Linked DNA regions of Homo sapiens: regions 1, 2 and 4 are each linked to region 3. A link is an interaction called in ENCODE POLR2A ChIA-PET data of the cell type or tissue named here. Cell type or tissue: MCF 10A. All regions are shown on one strand. Region 1 overlaps MACROD2 (mono-ADP ribosylhydrolase 2). Region 2 overlaps MACROD2 (mono-ADP ribosylhydrolase 2). Region 3 overlaps MACROD2 (mono-ADP ribosylhydrolase 2). Region 4 overlaps MACROD2 (mono-ADP ribosylhydrolase 2).

Region 1 (4,000 bases), 54 kb after region 3:
AAATATTTTTGTGAGGCAATTTTTTTGGATTAGTATCATATAAAGACACACAGAAAATGGGAAGATCTTAAATTTATTACACAGAGAATGTATATTCTCATATTTGGATGTTCATTGGTTGGGATCAAAAGTTTACCCCAAAACTTTATCCCAGGGGCACACTTCCAAGAATTTGAGGGCAGTTGATCTAAATATGATATCAAAGACCCCTCCCTCATACAATTTTCCTTCACCAAAAAAAAAAAAAAGTAACCATAGCAGATAACATCTGGTTGCATGTAATCTGAATTCATCTGAAATCCCACTGTAAACAAGTTCACGAATAGCAAGGGGCAGTTAAACATTCCACTGGCTTTAGATAATTGAAACCATCTTCCAAAAAATTACCTTCAATTACTGGACTCCAGGAAAGAAACAGGCGGTTTCTGGCAAAGTACCAGAAAGGACAAGAGAAGGGAGAAAGAGGGAGGCAGATAGAGAAAGAGAATGCAGTCTATTTTCCAGAATACAATGGAAGATCATTAAATATTCTATTGTATTTGTAAGACAGGATGGTTAATGTCATGCCCACCCAAAAGATATTTCTAGTGGAATCACAGGATTAGAGCCTAGAAAGCTATCGTTATGGACTTTTATGTCAGGTTCTTGCTTTCCAGCAGTATTATCTCTAAAACATCATAGGCAAAAAGGCTTTTCAAATCTGATTTTTAAAAAAATTTCAAAGAAAGGAACTTCACAATATACGATATACATTTAGCTTTTAAATGTGTAAACTAGATGCATGTCTAAAAGTTCTAAATTCTTCTGCATTACAGGTATTATAGTCTACTTAGGAAAAGGCTATTAAATCATGTCATCTTTTAAAAGTCTTTTCCATAACATCTAATCTCTGGAAATAATGGGAGAAAATAATTTGTGTAAATTCTTTTACATCTTAAAGGCCATATCACATTACTTTGGATTAATTATATATGGCAACAGTCAGCTAGTCAGCCCCTAATGTCAACCTACTGCATTAGTATATTATCACTGATAATACAGTTTTGATGATAATTTGAACCATATGCAAAAACAAATACATCAAAGCAACTGAGTTTTTGTGTTAGACAATCAAGTCTGCTTACTTCTAATTGAAATATAAGAACAACATGCATTTTAACTAGCTTCTAGGCAGATGTGTTACAACACCTACATTCTACAGATAGAGACACCATTGTGTTTTGTTTATTTTATGAGCAAGAACATCAGTTCTGATGCAATGCTGCATTCTTTCTATGATGAATGTTGTAGATGAGAAATTTCTATTTTTAAGAAAAGACTTCACTTTGGAAAAGTGATCCTTAAACTACTTACCCAGAAATAAATGAGTTATTTTCTCTACTGCATAGCCTCAAATAAATTCTAGACTTAAAAAATGGTTGCCATATTTAACACAGCTCTTACTATAATTTGTAGTTATGTGTACATATATGCGTTAACACCTGACTCTATCCTCTCCTCCCACCACCCACTCAATATGACAAGTGCTTAATACTGAGTAGGAGATCAATAAATGTCTTTTGGATGGATGGATGGATGGATGGAGAGTTGGATGGATGGATGATAGGTGAATGGTTACAGTTATAACCATTTTGATCTGAATATTTCAAACTTTTAAATTCACACTATGTACCTGTAGACCTGGAGCATTAATTAAGGCGGTGCAAATTAGATAACTGAATCCAACTCTAGTCTATGACAGCCCAAGTCTAGAGATTGTCAACTAAAATGTGTCACCTTGCTTCACCCTTACCCTTTCATCTTCCCCCAAAGAAGTGAGATCTATTTTGAAAGGGAATTTGATCTGTAGTCTCCCTCAAATCACTTTTTGAAGTAGGCAGTGCATAAATAAAAACAATAAATCAAATTGAAGGCTGGAAATAAAGTAACTTGGTCCTTATCATAGTCTTGTCTCTTGAAGTCAGAGTCATTGGGAGCATTGTCTTTTACAGCCTCAGTTAGCTCCTTTGCAAAGTAGAGAAAATAAATTCCTTAGGTCTGTGATTCAAGAAAATCTGATGAAAATGAAGGGCTAAGGATATTCAGTGCAGAGGCTGAGGGCTTTGCTCACTGTAACATATTTTTTCTTATTTTTCTCACTGTAATGTTTTGTTGGAATCTACCCAAGACCTAGGCATTTGTGTTTGATGTGTAGTCAATTCTTTAAAAAAAAAATGATGCAAAGTTGTTATGGTATGAGTGGGTTCACTGTCCATGAACAGGCAGTGGTCAAACAGTTGGGAAATGGGGCAACGTGAGATTTTTTTTTTCACTTGGTGTTTGCACTGACATCATTCAAGGCTTAAGAAGGATTAGGAAAGGTGGAAAGTGTCTCAAGCCATTTCCTTTCCTACTAGGCCATCAAGAACAGCAGCAGGCCCAGCAAGCTGTGTACAGGGCAAGAAACTAGTTTACAACAGTGTAAGGAGTTTCACATGGAAACTAAATAAATGTTGAAAAAGAGACAGTCTCACAGAAAGACACAGAATTCTGCCCCTTCTTGATCTTTATCTTCCTGGAGCAAAAATAATGCATGTGAGTAATATATCATAACTTTTCTTATCAATAACTTTCAGGGGGCCTTCCCCCAGCCCAAGGCTACTAATTAGAGATTTAGAATATTAAAGTCATGTTGCAGATTAAGTTTAAGAAACATAGTTCTCAGCCGGGCGTGGTGGCTCACACCTGTAATCCCAGCACTTTGGGAGGCCGAGGTGGGCAGATCACAAGGTCAGTAGTTCAAGACCAGCCTGGCCAATATGGTGAAACCCCGCCTCTACTAAAAATACAAAAATTATCCGGGAGTGGTGGTGAGTGCCTGTAGTCCCTGCTACTTGGGAGGCTGAGGCAGGAGAATTGCTTCAACCTGAGAGGCAGAGGTTTCAGTGAGTCGAGATCGCGCCATTGCACTCCAGCCTGGGCGGCAGAGCGAGACTCCATCTCAAAAAAAAAAAAAAAAGAAAAAGAAAAAAAAAAAGGAAACAGAGCTCTCAGTTCTCTTGGTCCTTGGAAGAAACAAGGGCCTTATGTGGGGTTATTTAAGCAAAGACCTCAGGTCCTGGTGGAGTTGAGCCCCTGTCTTCAGAGATATCTCAACATAGCAGGCTAGCAAATCTGCAACTTCCAAAATAACTACCCTGGGCTTCTTAACTCACTCAAATTGTGTTCCACCTTTTGCAGCATTATTCAAGTCACATCCTTCCAAAGGCAACATTTTTTATCTATTGTGTATCTCCCGATATTAAATATGAGGCTGATCACATTTCCAAAACCCATTCGTTGACATAGGGGTTTTGGAAATGTGAACAGCTGGCTCCTCTCTGGGGCTCAGAATTGGTGACCTCAAGTGAAATGCCAGGCCAGCTGATGTATTCAGTGAAATGACCAGTGTAACTGCCTACCCCATTTAAGCTGCCGGCTACTTGTAAAAACTGACCCATCCTCAGGACCATTTTAGAGCTATGTAACCACAGCTCATCAAGATCCCCAGAGAAACCACAGCTCATGAAGATCCCCAGAGACAAATAATTCCTTTTAAAATTGACATAGGAATAATACAGGGTGATTGTAGGAACATAGAAAATTCCAGGCAGCAGTTTCACATGACTAGCAAAAAGAAACGGTTGAAATAGCTGCAGAAGCTAGGGGTAGATAAGATCCTGAAAAAATCTGGGTGTGGACCAAGCTATGACCGACCTAAAACGGACCGGACCCAACATAGCACTGGATTTGACCTAGATTTCACCTAGGACCTTATTATATGCTCATTAACATCTTAAATTACACACCCACCAGCGCTATGACAGTTCTAGAAACATCCATATTTAGTGCAAAAATGGGTGGTACCAGAGTTCCAAGAAATCTCCACCTTGTTCCAGGAATCTTCATGAATCTTCTACCCCTTGGTTACAGAATCCCATAAAGGTAGCAGTCCCAACCCCCTTGCACCTGACTCTCTCTT
Region 2 (4,000 bases), 82 kb after region 3:
GTGGCGGGCGCCTATAGCCCCAGTTACTAGGGAGGCTGAGTCAGGAGAATGGCGTGAACCCGGGAGGCGGAGCTTGCAGTGAGCCGAGATCGGGCCACTACACTCCAGCCTGGGGGACTGAGAGAGACTCCGTCTCAAAAAAAAAAAAAAAAAAAAAAAAAGAAAAAAAAATAACTTTTAGCCGTCCCTAGGTTGGAAACAATTAGAATATGGATCTAGTAATATCATTTTAAGAAACAGCAAAAAAGTATAACTATAAAAAATGGCATTTGGAATTGTGTTAAGTTACCGATATATTTCCATGAACAACTAGTTTCAGAATATTGTAATGAATATTGAATATATAACTTCAAATATTGATGTTACTGTTCTCAGACTGGTCAAGACGGAAGAGGATAGAACATCATTCTTTTAAACTGACACCAGCTGCTTCTTAACAATCACCACATACACGCTTATCTGGCTGACCAATCAGAAGTAGGCTCCTTAAAAGCAAGTATCTGCTGACCATTTATAGTAATTTTCACATGAAAACAGGTTCATCAAAAACAGCTTAACCTTTGCCGACACTAAACATGTGCTTCAGAAAAATGATCTTTCTGTCTCAACTGTACTATTATTTCTAATTCCATATCCCTCAATACTTAACAAAACACAATTTTCACAACACCTTTCCTTCAAAGTGTTTCACAAATACAGTTTTTCATTCTGTATGTATTCCGCCTATACCTGCTTCACCACTTGAGGGTGCAGAGGGCATTCATCTTAGCAGAGAAGTGACACCAAACCAGCTGCCTGGGCTTCCCATTTTTAGTTGAGCGTGATTTTTAAAAATAACACTAAAGTATAGCACAGTGGCTATGGGACTGCTTGGGTTCACAAGTTAAAAACAATATGAACTCAATAAATCTAGCTACTATTTCCATTGTTGCTGCTATTATTACTATTAATTTTATAACAAAGCAGATAGGTATTTGGAATCCAGGGATGCTAGTGTGCGTGCAGTCTCTCTTTATTTTTTTTTTATTTTTTTTATTTTTTTGAGATGGAGTCTTGCTCTGTCGCCCAGGCTGAAGTGCAGTGGCGCGATCTCGGCTCACTGCAAGCTCCACCTCCCAGATTCACGCCATTCTTCTGCCTCAGCCTCCTGAGTAGCTAGGACTACAGGTGCCCGCCACCACGCCCGGCTAATTTTTTTGTATTTTTAGTAGAGACGGGGTTTCACCGTGTTAGCCAGGATGGTCTCGATCTCCTGACCTCGTGATCTGCCCTCCTCGGCCTCCCAAAGTGCTGGGATTACAGGCGTGAGCCACCGCGCCCGGCCTGTGTGCAGTCTCATTTATATATTTTAGTTACACAAAATCAGAAGGAAATCGAAGAGGTTGAAATCCTAATTCAGAGAGTTTGCTATCCTAATATACTTAAGGAGAGCCAACAATTCAATGAAAGCAAATGCACCATACCATTTATATTTCATTGACATTCTTGAACCTCCATTCTACTTTGAAAATTTGTTATACAGAGAAGAAAAAAAATCACCTTATACAGAGAAGAAAAAAAAACACAGAAAAAAATCTGAATTTCTGCTGCATTTCCATCTCTATATTGTTTAAACAATAAACTCCCTCTACCAAGGAATTACTATGAATGCAAAAAACTGTAATTTATTGCTGTAAATATTTATCAAGCCATTGATATCCTATGCATTTCCCTCTCTACTTTAGAAGTCAACATTTATTTGTAAGTTGTAAGAAGCCCAAAGAAAAGTTCTGGGGACTAGACCATGCTAAATTGCTATAAGATTTGAGGATCCTTCTCCTCCCAAGAAACAAAAAGAGATTGATCATTATGAATCTACATGAAGAACTTTCCACTTTCTTCCAAGAATTTCGAAAAGCTATTTTCTAGTTCAGCAGGAAGAGGATCGTGTGTTCATATTTCCATCCTGAGCTTGTCATGGCATTTTCAGTATTGTTTTCAAGAGTAATAAGGCTCATAAAATGTCAATCAAAACCCACCACCGGCAGGGAATGTGTTGGAAGCTGTTACATAATCAGCATACCTGTTTCAGCACAACACAAGTGGCATTTTTCATGTCAATACTGAGTTCACAACTTTAAATCTCAGATTTCCTGTGCCTCTGGATTGCCATGGAGGTCGGGACTCTGGCAGTCTGAGCAGCCTTAGTCAAAACCCAAGCGTCCCATTGTCTAATAGAATAATGAGTCATTTCACCCTCCCAGGTCTCCTTCCCCTGAGTAATAGAATTATTGGGAGGAGGTGTGAGGGAAGGGCAAAACAGGGCACTTCTGACAGCTGCAGGAAAGGCTGGAGAAATTCTCAGCCCTTGCAAGCACTCAGATTTTCTAAGCTGACACCCACCCTCAAATTTAAACTTGGATGCTGCTGTACTACTACGGTACTCAATAATCTCTACCTGCACATCCCAGCCTCACCTACCAGAAGCCCAGACACCCAATGCACTGTGCTCTGAGCTAATTCTACTTGGTGAAAAAAAGTATGGTACAGTTTTTTTATTTTATTTCTGAATAACCACTAGCTAAGACATAATAGTTATCGGAGTCCTAAACTATCTTAAAAATTTAAGTAGGAAAAGACATTGGACTGGCATGCTAATCATCTCCGAACAGGCTTTCTCCATGGCATATTCTCCAACCAACTCAAATTGTAAATGATTTGGGTAACACAGCTTTCTGAGTTTCCTTAGAGTTTTTTTTCCCCAAACAACAGCAATTTTACGGGAATGTGGACCAAATAAATACTATTTTAGTAGGTGAAATATGGAGAGAGGAAAGTGGACAGACGAGAGAAAGAGCATTGGTGAGGAGGGAGAGGAGGAAAAGGAAAAGAAGAAAGAAAGGTTAGAATAAAAAGAAAAAAAAGAAGAGAATAAGAAAGATAAGAAGGAAGAAGTAATGAAGAAAAGGAAGAAGAGGAGGAGGAAGAAAAGAGGAAGAGGAGGTATTCTTTTTACAGACTTTTATTTGCTTGGTATTTCCACACTTGTTATAGCGTAACTTTTCATACACATATATATAGAGACAGAGAGAAAGAGAGAGAGAGAGAAAGAGAGAGAGAGAGAGCAAAATTCTGTCTCAGAAACAAAACAAACATAACTATATATAAATACTATATATATATATAAATACTATATATATGTGTGTGTACTTGAGAGGCTGAGATGGGAGGATCACTTGAGCCCAGGAGGTCAAGGATGCAGTGAGCTATGATTGAGCCAATGTACTCCAGCCTGGGTGACAGCGTGAGATTCTCTCTCTAGAAAAAAATGTCAAATTGAGGGACATTGTACAGAAATAACTGAGGAGTACTCTTCAAAAGTGCCAAGTCACAAAAGCTAAGAAAAGACTGAGAACCAGTTATAGGCTGGAAGAGATTAAGAACAAATAAATGTAATGTGAGATCCTAGAACAACAACAACAAAAAGGTCACTAGCTGGGTGTGGTGGCACACGCCTGTAGTCCTGGCTACTCGGGAGGCCAACGTGGGAGGATTGCTTGAAACTGGGAAGCAGAGGTTGCAGTGAGCCCAGATGGTACCACTGCACTCCAGTCTGAGCGAGAGTGAGACTCCGTCTCAAAAACAAACAAACAAAAAGGTTAGTAGAAAAACTGGCAAAATTCAAATAAGGTCTGAAGTTTAGTTATTGATATTGTATAATTGTTAATTTCTTGTTCTTGATAATTGTCATATGGTTTTCTAAGATATTACCATTAGAAGGAGTGGGATGAGAGAGGTGTATATTTTTTAAACTCTTTGAATTATTTTTGCAACTTTTCTGTAAGTCTAAAAATTCAAAATAAAATATTTTCAAAATGTGAAAGAATGTGTGTCTTAGAATCATTTAAACACCTAACTTAGGCTGGCGCAGTGACTCACACCTGTAATCCTTGCACTTTGGGAGGCCGAAGTGGGATGGGGAGTTGAGGGGCCGTGGGCGATATCGTTTGAGCCCAGGAGG
Region 3 (4,000 bases):
ACATCAATTACATTAAATATCATGCTTGGGCTGCCAGATCATTGTGAACAAAACACATTGATAAGCAATGTGCTTTTCAGCCAAGGGCAACCAATGAATGCAGTGAGTTATCAAAGAGACATAAAGAAATATGTTCTACTTTAGGGAAAGTCACAGCAGCTGTTAATCAGATGCAAGTAATTGAAGTATAGTTGACAAAATGTTAAGAGGAACAGGACCAACAGCCCAGATTAATAAATTCCTTTTCAGAAGGAAAGCATTAGCAAAGTCAAGGAACAGAAAGTTATGAGGTATAATAGCTACAACTGAGTAATTTATAACCTAGGCGTGGAAAGAGTAGACAGAGAGGCCAACTGGACAGGTGTTGTGATAGTCCAGAAGTGAGGGGACTGTAGCCTGGGATTAAAAGAAACACAACTGGAATGGAGAAGAAGGGGGACTTTAAGAGTCATTTCAAAAGAAGAATCCAAGATTTGAAACTGACTGGGAACGGACAGCCAGAGTAAGAAGTGGGGTTAAAACAATAAACACTAACTCCTTTCTTAATACATACATGCATGTGTGTGTGCGCACACATACCTAGGTACACATGTGCAAAAACACAGACGTGACACTTGTTTACTGGGAGTAATTGTGTCACAGACAGAAACAGACCGTCTAAAGGGTTTTGGTAGGAAGATGTTCTCATTGGGTTTAATCTTGGTCATGGTAAATCTGCGGTAATGGAAGAACATGTGCGTGAAATGTTTTGGTTTTGGGGACCATTCTTTTTGCAAAACTTATGTTCAAAAGAGACTACGAGGTAAGAGTTATAGCTTTAGAAGTCATCATGTGGGAAGGTTCGGAGATATATTTTTAAATTACTGATCCATATGTTGTCTCTTACTTTTACAAAACAGTTTATTTGAATTTCTTATATATATATATGTATTTTTTAATTTTTACCTTATGTGGCATTTATTCTATATTGTTCTAGGAGGAGTCTGAGAAGACCTAAAACAGAAGAGAAAAAGGCGAAGAAGATGCTTAAATATATACATTATTCAAGTAATTAACTGAAGCCTTGAGCGTACAGATGATCTCCGAAAGGACGCCACAGAGAGGAGAAGGCTGGACTTGCAGAACACACTGCTGTTGAAGAGGTGACAGGAAGATTCAGAGCTCACAAAGAAGACAGGTCAGACGTGGAGAGGCGAGCCAGCAGAACACCCTCAGAAATACTGCTCTCCTGTTCGGATGGCCAGTTTTCATATTTTAGAATATTTTTCAAAAAGCACTTCAATATAATGAAGTTCCCTCAGTTATAACAAGGCCATTTTTCATAGCTATTTGTGTAGATAGTCCAAAAGTGTGGTGTGTTATCAGAAAGGGAAAAAAAAAAAAAAAAAAAAAAAAACCCTGGTCTGGAGAGAAATTATCAGAGAAACATCAGAATAAACCAATTTGTTTGATTAAAAATCTATGGGTAATGGTGGCCTTTCTCCATGGTTATGATCTTGTATTTCACATGTACAAACACCATATATTTGTAATTTATGAATCAAATCATGATTTAGGAATTTATTAAAAAGGCAAACTAAGGAAGAAAGCCAAGTTTCACAATAGTTTCAACAGCTAAACATCATGTTTTCCGCGCAACGTGGAGACATGCCTGCAAGCACTCTTTCTCCCCCGGGCCTCAAATGTGCTGCCAAATCCTTTACTCACCTCCCTGTGTTGCTGAGTGAACTGAAGGGGAGAAAAACACAGACAAGGTCAGAACACTCTCACAGAGGTGGCAAAGGTGTCCCATTTTACTGGATGTTTGGGATTCCCAAGCTGACATTCTAACCTCAGACATTATTTAGAAGAGCATTAAAAATTTAGCTGCGTGAAGCTGTGTTTTCTGATTAGGGTCTTCTGCAGGGTGACGGCCATGATGAACTTGTTACTGACAATTCTTCCTCAGACAATTCATCCCCATTTCTTTTCTTTTCTTTTCTTTTTCTAGATCATCTTTAGTACTGTTAGGTTCTCTTAGAAACTGGTGCACTCAGGATTCCTTGTGTGTTAAAAGGTTGTGATGTAGGAGTTAAAAAGCTTCAATTCAGCCTCTTGTGTTTTGAACCACATATGACTGTTTTGTAGAAAACTCTTACATTGACATAAGGTTCAGATGCTGCATTTTAACATTGAATGTATTTTTAGACAAAACTTAAAATCTGTATAAATATTATTAAATATTTCTATGGATAAACAACTGCACATAACGTTTTATCTGTGAGAGTCCCAAGAGGAAATAAATGGCACTTTCAAACAGAGTAATTTGAGTGTTTAATAGAGACTATTTACAAAGATGTGGGAAGGCTGTAGCAACCCCCAGAGCTAGTGACATTCCCTGAAGTTAGCAAGCAGGCACTGTTAACATTTTCAAGCCAAAAGGCTTGAAAAGAAAGTGTAGTTCCCAGCACATGTAGACAATCACAAAAAGCAAACACCTCACCTTTACTCTCCTCTTTACCTTAGACTGCCTGGGAGAGCTGCCCATTGACCAAACCCAAAAAGAAGCCAGAAGGCAGAGAAGTCCATTGAGACAGTCCATACAGATCAGCTCTCCAGGCAGAGAGAATGGGAAAGATGGGAAGAGTGGGTCTGGAGGGCAAATGGGAGACACTCCGCACAGATGTACTCATTGACTCAGAGAAGGAGTGTGTTAAGGGAGAAAACAGGAATAATCTTGATTGTGCCATTTTGAATTTCAAAACTGATAGTGTGATATAACAAATATATATTCAGTCCCCAGTTCCTGGCACAGAGCTCCCTAAAACTCTTGTAAGCTCCTGAGTGATAGGAGTAAGAAGAACCTCTTTGGTTATTCATAATAAGGCTCTTTAACCACACCTGAGATTATGCTAATAGGATTACTCTTGATGGGCCCCTAAATAGCTTCAGGATGAGGTCTGGTTGCCAGAGGATCCGACCATGTGATGAGAGGGTTGGCACCTTTCAGCCCCACCTTCCAACCTCCATGGAGGGGAGATAGGCTGTAGATTGAATTCAATCACCAAAGGCCAATGACTTAATCAATCATGCCTATTTAATGACACCTCCATAAAAACCCTACACAATGGAGTGCAGAGAGTTTCAGGGGTGCTGAGCACATGCAGGTACAAGGAGTGTGGCGCTCCCAGAGAAGGTTTGGAAGCTTCATGCCTCTTTCTGCCCCATGCATCTCTTCTGTCTGGCCATTCTTGAATTGTGTCCTTTGTAATAAATTGGTCATATTAAGTAAAGTGTCTTCCTGAGTTCTGTGATCCATTCTAATAAAATATCAAACCCGAGGAGAGTGTCGTGGGAACCTCTGATCAGCTGGTTGGTCAGAAATACGGGAAGCCTGGATGTGTGACTGGCATCTGAAGTGGAGGCCATAATCAGGGGTACAGACAAAGTGTTAGAGAGAAGCACAGTGAATGAAAAGAGCTCCTCTCCACCATGCCCAGACTGCAAAAGCTTCTTTTTGACTGGGGGAAAGAGAAAAGGGAAGAGGCGATAAGTAAAGGAAGATCTGAAGGCCCAGGAGTACAGGGGCCCAAGACAATCTTTCAAAAGAAGCCACTCAGAGAGGGACAAACTCCAGAGAGAGAATGTGGGTGTGCAGCGTGGAGGCATCATGCAAAAAACTCAAGTGGGTGAAGGAAGCTAGGTGGAATCCAATGGACACTGGAGGGGCCTGTGTGGGCCTGGAGAGCCAATGCCCCATGCAAAGGCACAGCAATGCCCTATGCAAAGGCACAGCCCCAGCCAGCTGGCTGCTCCTATGCAAGAATGCAGGCACTGAGTTACAGTATTTCCCATTTTTCAAGAGAAATCTGAAAACTACATTATTCAAATAAAATTTCCAGATTCTTAAAACTTTGTGGGCTAAATAAAATGCGTCTGTGGAACAAATTCAGTCCACTGCCTGGTCATAGAAACATGGAGTCCTAGTGGCTTACTATGCCCTAAGCAAGCCACCAAAGCA
Region 4 (4,000 bases), 64 kb after region 3:
GGTCTGGAGGATAGTGATCCTCTTCTCACAGCTCCACTAGGCAGTACTCCAGTAGGGACTCTGTGTGGGGGCTCCCACCCCACACTGCCCAATGCACTGCCCTAGGAGAGGTTCTCTGTGAGGACCCCACCCCTAAAGCAAACTTCTGCCTGAGCATCCAGACATTTCTATACATCTTCTGAAATCTAGTTGGAGGTTCCCAAACCTCAGTTCTTGACTTCTGTGCACTCACAAGGCTCAACACCATGTGGAAGCTGCCAAGGCTTGAGGTTTGCACCCTCTGAGGCCATGGCCCAAGCTCTGCGTTGGCCCCTTTCAGCCACAGCTGGAGTGGCTGGGATGTAGGGCACCAAGTCCCTAGGCTGCACACAGCATGGTGACCCTTGGTGTGGCCCATTAAACCATTTTTTCCTCCTGTGCCTCCAGGCCTGTGATGGGAGGGACTGCCACAAAGGTCTCTGACATGCCCTGGAGACATTTTCCCCATTGTCTTGGTGATTAACATTCAGCTCCTCATTACTTATGCAAATTTCTGCAGCCAGCTTGAATTTCTCCTCAGAAAATGGAATTTTCTCTTCTACTGCACTGTTAGGCTGCAAATTTTCCAAATTTTATGTTCCATTTCCCTTCTGAAACTGAATGCATTTAAGAGTACCCAAGTCACCTCTTGAATGTTTTGCTGCTTAGAAATTTCTTCCACCAGATACCCTAAATCATCTCTCTCAAGTTCAAAGTCCCACAGATCTCTAGGGCAGGGACAAAATACTGCCAGTCTCTTTCCTAAAACATAACAAGAGTCACCTTTGCTCCAGTTCCCAACAAGTTCCTCCTCTCTATTTGAGACCACCACAGCCTGGACCTTATTGTTCATATCACTATCAGCATTTTTGTCAAAGTCATTCAACAAGTCTCTAGGAAGTTCAAAACTTTCCCACATTTCCCTGTCTTCTTATGAGCTCTCTAAACTGTTCCAACCTCTGCCTGTAACCCAGTTACAAAGTCACTTCCAAATTTTCAGGTATCTTTTCAGCAACACCCTACTCTACTGGTACCAGTTTACTGCATTAGTCCATTTTCACACTGCTGATAAAGACATAACCGAGATTGGGCAATTTACAAAAGAAAGAGGTTTATTGGATTTACAGTTCCATGTGGCTGGGGAGGCCTCACAATCATGGTGGAAGGTGAAAGGCACATCTCATATGGTGGCAGACAAGAGAAGACAGCTTGTGCAGGGAAAATTCCATTTTTAAAGCCACCAGATCTCGCAAGACTTATTCACTATCACAAGAACAACACAGGAAAGATCTGCCCCCATGATTCAATTACCTCCCACTGGGTCTCTCCCACAACAGGTGGGAATTTAAAATGAGATTTGAGTGGGGACACGGCCAAATCATATAACATGCACACACCGACACACACACAGACACACACACACATATATATATATATATATATACATATACATATATACACACACACGTATGATTGGAATTACAGTAAGGCTTTTCCAAAGGAGTGAGGTTTAAGCTAAAATGAAGGAAAAGTGAAACTTACCCAGGTGAATGGAAAAGAGGAAGAACATTCCAGGCAGTGGGGATGGCATTTGCAAAAGCTGGGAACAGGGATTTAATGTGTCCAAGGGTTTGTTTAATATTGCTAAGGAAGTGAATAAAGGACCTTTCAGAGTTAGCTGAATATACTAGCTATGTCACCTCAGTGTAGGACCTTGAACGCGATGATGGGGATCCTTGTTTTTTTCCTAAAAGCTATAAGAAATGGGGGCATTCCCCCAAACTCTTAAGTTAGGTGGGACACACACACACACATACACACATGCACACACACACACACACACACACACACACACTTCTTTTTGTAAAGGATCCTTCTGGCTGCACTCTGGATGAGAGAGGAGAAGAACTCAAGGAGCTAAGGAGGGGCCTACTGGGAGGCTTCTGCCCTAGCCTGGAAGAGAGAAAGAATGGTGGCTTAGATTAAAGGCAGCAAGGAAAAAGTGAATTAGAAGAAGAGGGATTAGGAGGTACAATAGACATGATTTGCTGAAGACCTGATTATCCTGGGTAAGTGAGAGAACCAAGAAAACACCTGGATTCCTAGCTAGGTGCTAAACTTGATGCTTTATACTACCATGGTCAATAAAAATGGCAACCAGTTACTGAGTATCCACCAAGGTAAAGAATAATGTAGTGTCACAAATAGGGTCACTAGAGCAAAACACCATGAGAGCTTAAATGCTGGCCTTAATGATTAGTAGTATTTCACTTGGCCAATTACATAAGTTGTCATTGTTTCTGTTTCTTCATTTACAAAATGAGAATAATGATTATATCCACCTGTAGGGCGTGTCTTAGTCTGTTTTCTGTTGTTTGTAATGGAATACCTGAAACTGAGAAATTTACAAAGACAAGGAATTTATTTCTTACAGTTACAGAGTCTGAGAAGGTTGAGGGGTTGCATCTGGTGAGGGCCGTCTTGCTGGTGTGGAGTTTCTGCAGAGTTCCAAGGTGGGACAAGGCATCATGTGGGGAGGGGGCTGAGCTTGCTAGCTCAGGTCTCTCTTTCAAGTCACCAGTGTCACTCCTGAGATAACTCATTAATCTACTAACCTAGTAATTCATTAATCCATTAATTCAAGAATGGATTGATTCATTCATGAGATAGAGTTCTCATGACCCATTAACCTTTTTAAGGCCCCATCTCTCAATACTTCCACCTTCAGGATGAAATTTCAAAATAAGTTTTTAGGAGGACAAATATTCAAATGACAGCAAGATTGTCATGAGAATTAAATATGGTAATACTTACAAAGTGCTTACAAGTTTCCTGAAACATGGTAAACACTCAATAAATGCTAGCCATTATTATTACCAAGTGGCAGGGGATAACAAACATAGTAGATAAGTCATCTCAAAACCCATTCTACCAAGAAGGTATTATCATCCCTATTTTATAGATTGGGAAGTAAAAGCTTCAAGGGTTTTAAGGACATATCAACACCACACAGTTAATTTAGTGACAAAGGCAAAACTCAATTCAGTTTTGTCTAGTTCCAAAGTTCATATTATTCTATTTTATCAGAACAAGTAGCTTCTCTTTGAAGCATTTCCAACGTGACAACAAAGGATAGAAACAACTACTTAAATTTCCTTATTAAGCAAAATGACTCATTGAACTAGCTGACCTCGCAGATTGGCATTTGGTAAAAAAAACTTGTGATCAAACATTGACATTTATGTCGAAGCACAATTCACATAACTTATCAAGAACCCATTTCTTTTTCCAGGAAGCTCAAAGTATTAGAAGGTAGAGTTCTCTGAATAAGCAATTTAAACTTTGCTCTTTTTAAGTCAGTTAACAGGACATTATTGTTCATCTTGAGAGAATATTTCTTTCTCTCTTGCTGTCAACAAATAATAAAACTGTAATGACTTTTTTGTTGGTTCTTTTATGCCAACTTACATTTCAACACACAATGGAAGTACATGCCTCACTGAAATGCAGTATTTGCCCAAATGCACATTTATTTTATGTCAAGCCATGAAAAATAGTTAGAAATAAAAATTTTACAAATTTTATTCTAATCTTTTGTTCATTAAAATATAAATCACAGCTGGGCTCAGGCACTCACATCTGTCATCCCAATACTTTAGAAGGCCGAGGTAGGAGGATCTTTTGAGGCTAGGAATTTGAGACTAGCCTGAGAAACACAGTGAGACCCTGTCTCTACAAAAAATTAAAAAAAAAAAAAATTAGCTGGGTATGGTGGTGTGTACATGTAGTCCTAGCTACTCAGGAGGCTGATGCCGAAGGATCACTTGAGCCCAGGAGTCCGAGGTTGCAGTGAGCTATGATAACACCACTGTACTTCAGCCTAGGTGACAGAGCAAAGGCCCTGTCTCTTAAATATATATATATATGATTATATATATTATGATATATATTATGATATATATTATATATAATATATTATATA

Evidence for each region. ChIA-PET counts read pairs that join two places held together with the same protein. Peaks named below come from ENCODE experiments on the same cell type or tissue, not always from the same donor. Only the 100,000 strongest peaks of a DNase experiment are listed, where the experiment ranks them.
Region 1: POLR2A ChIA-PET joins it to region 3 with 20 read pairs; 5 of 35 experiments call an interaction of 5 or more read pairs at or near these places.
Region 2: POLR2A ChIA-PET joins it to region 3 with 18 read pairs; 2 of 35 experiments call an interaction of 5 or more read pairs at or near these places.
Region 4: POLR2A ChIA-PET joins it to region 3 with 13 read pairs; 4 of 35 experiments call an interaction of 5 or more read pairs at or near these places.

Annotation. Positions count from the first base shown.
Region 1 is chr20:14,989,514-14,993,513 of GRCh38, reverse strand. All of the region lies in intron 5 of MACROD2 (mono-ADP ribosylhydrolase 2), which reads right to left. Among named protein-coding and RNA genes, the nearest start is that of MACROD2-AS1, 62 kb to the right of the region's middle. In MCF 10A, no CTCF peak of the experiment used is centred here; DNase peaks (open chromatin) are centred at 423, 1,223 and 2,283.
Region 2 is chr20:14,961,615-14,965,614 of GRCh38, reverse strand. All of the region lies in intron 5 of MACROD2 (mono-ADP ribosylhydrolase 2), which reads right to left. Among named protein-coding and RNA genes, the nearest start is that of MACROD2-AS1, 34 kb to the right of the region's middle. In MCF 10A, no CTCF peak of the experiment used is centred here; a DNase peak (open chromatin) is centred at 2,214.
Region 3 is chr20:15,043,116-15,047,115 of GRCh38, reverse strand. The region is part of intron 5 of MACROD2 (mono-ADP ribosylhydrolase 2); the gene reads right to left. Among named protein-coding and RNA genes, the nearest start is that of MACROD2-AS1, 120 kb to the right of the region's middle. In MCF 10A, no CTCF peak of the experiment used is centred here; a DNase peak (open chromatin) is centred at 1,675.
Region 4 is chr20:14,978,895-14,982,894 of GRCh38, reverse strand. All of the region lies in intron 5 of MACROD2 (mono-ADP ribosylhydrolase 2), which reads right to left. Among named protein-coding and RNA genes, the nearest start is that of MACROD2-AS1, 51 kb to the right of the region's middle. In MCF 10A, no CTCF peak of the experiment used is centred here; no DNase peak of the experiment used is centred here.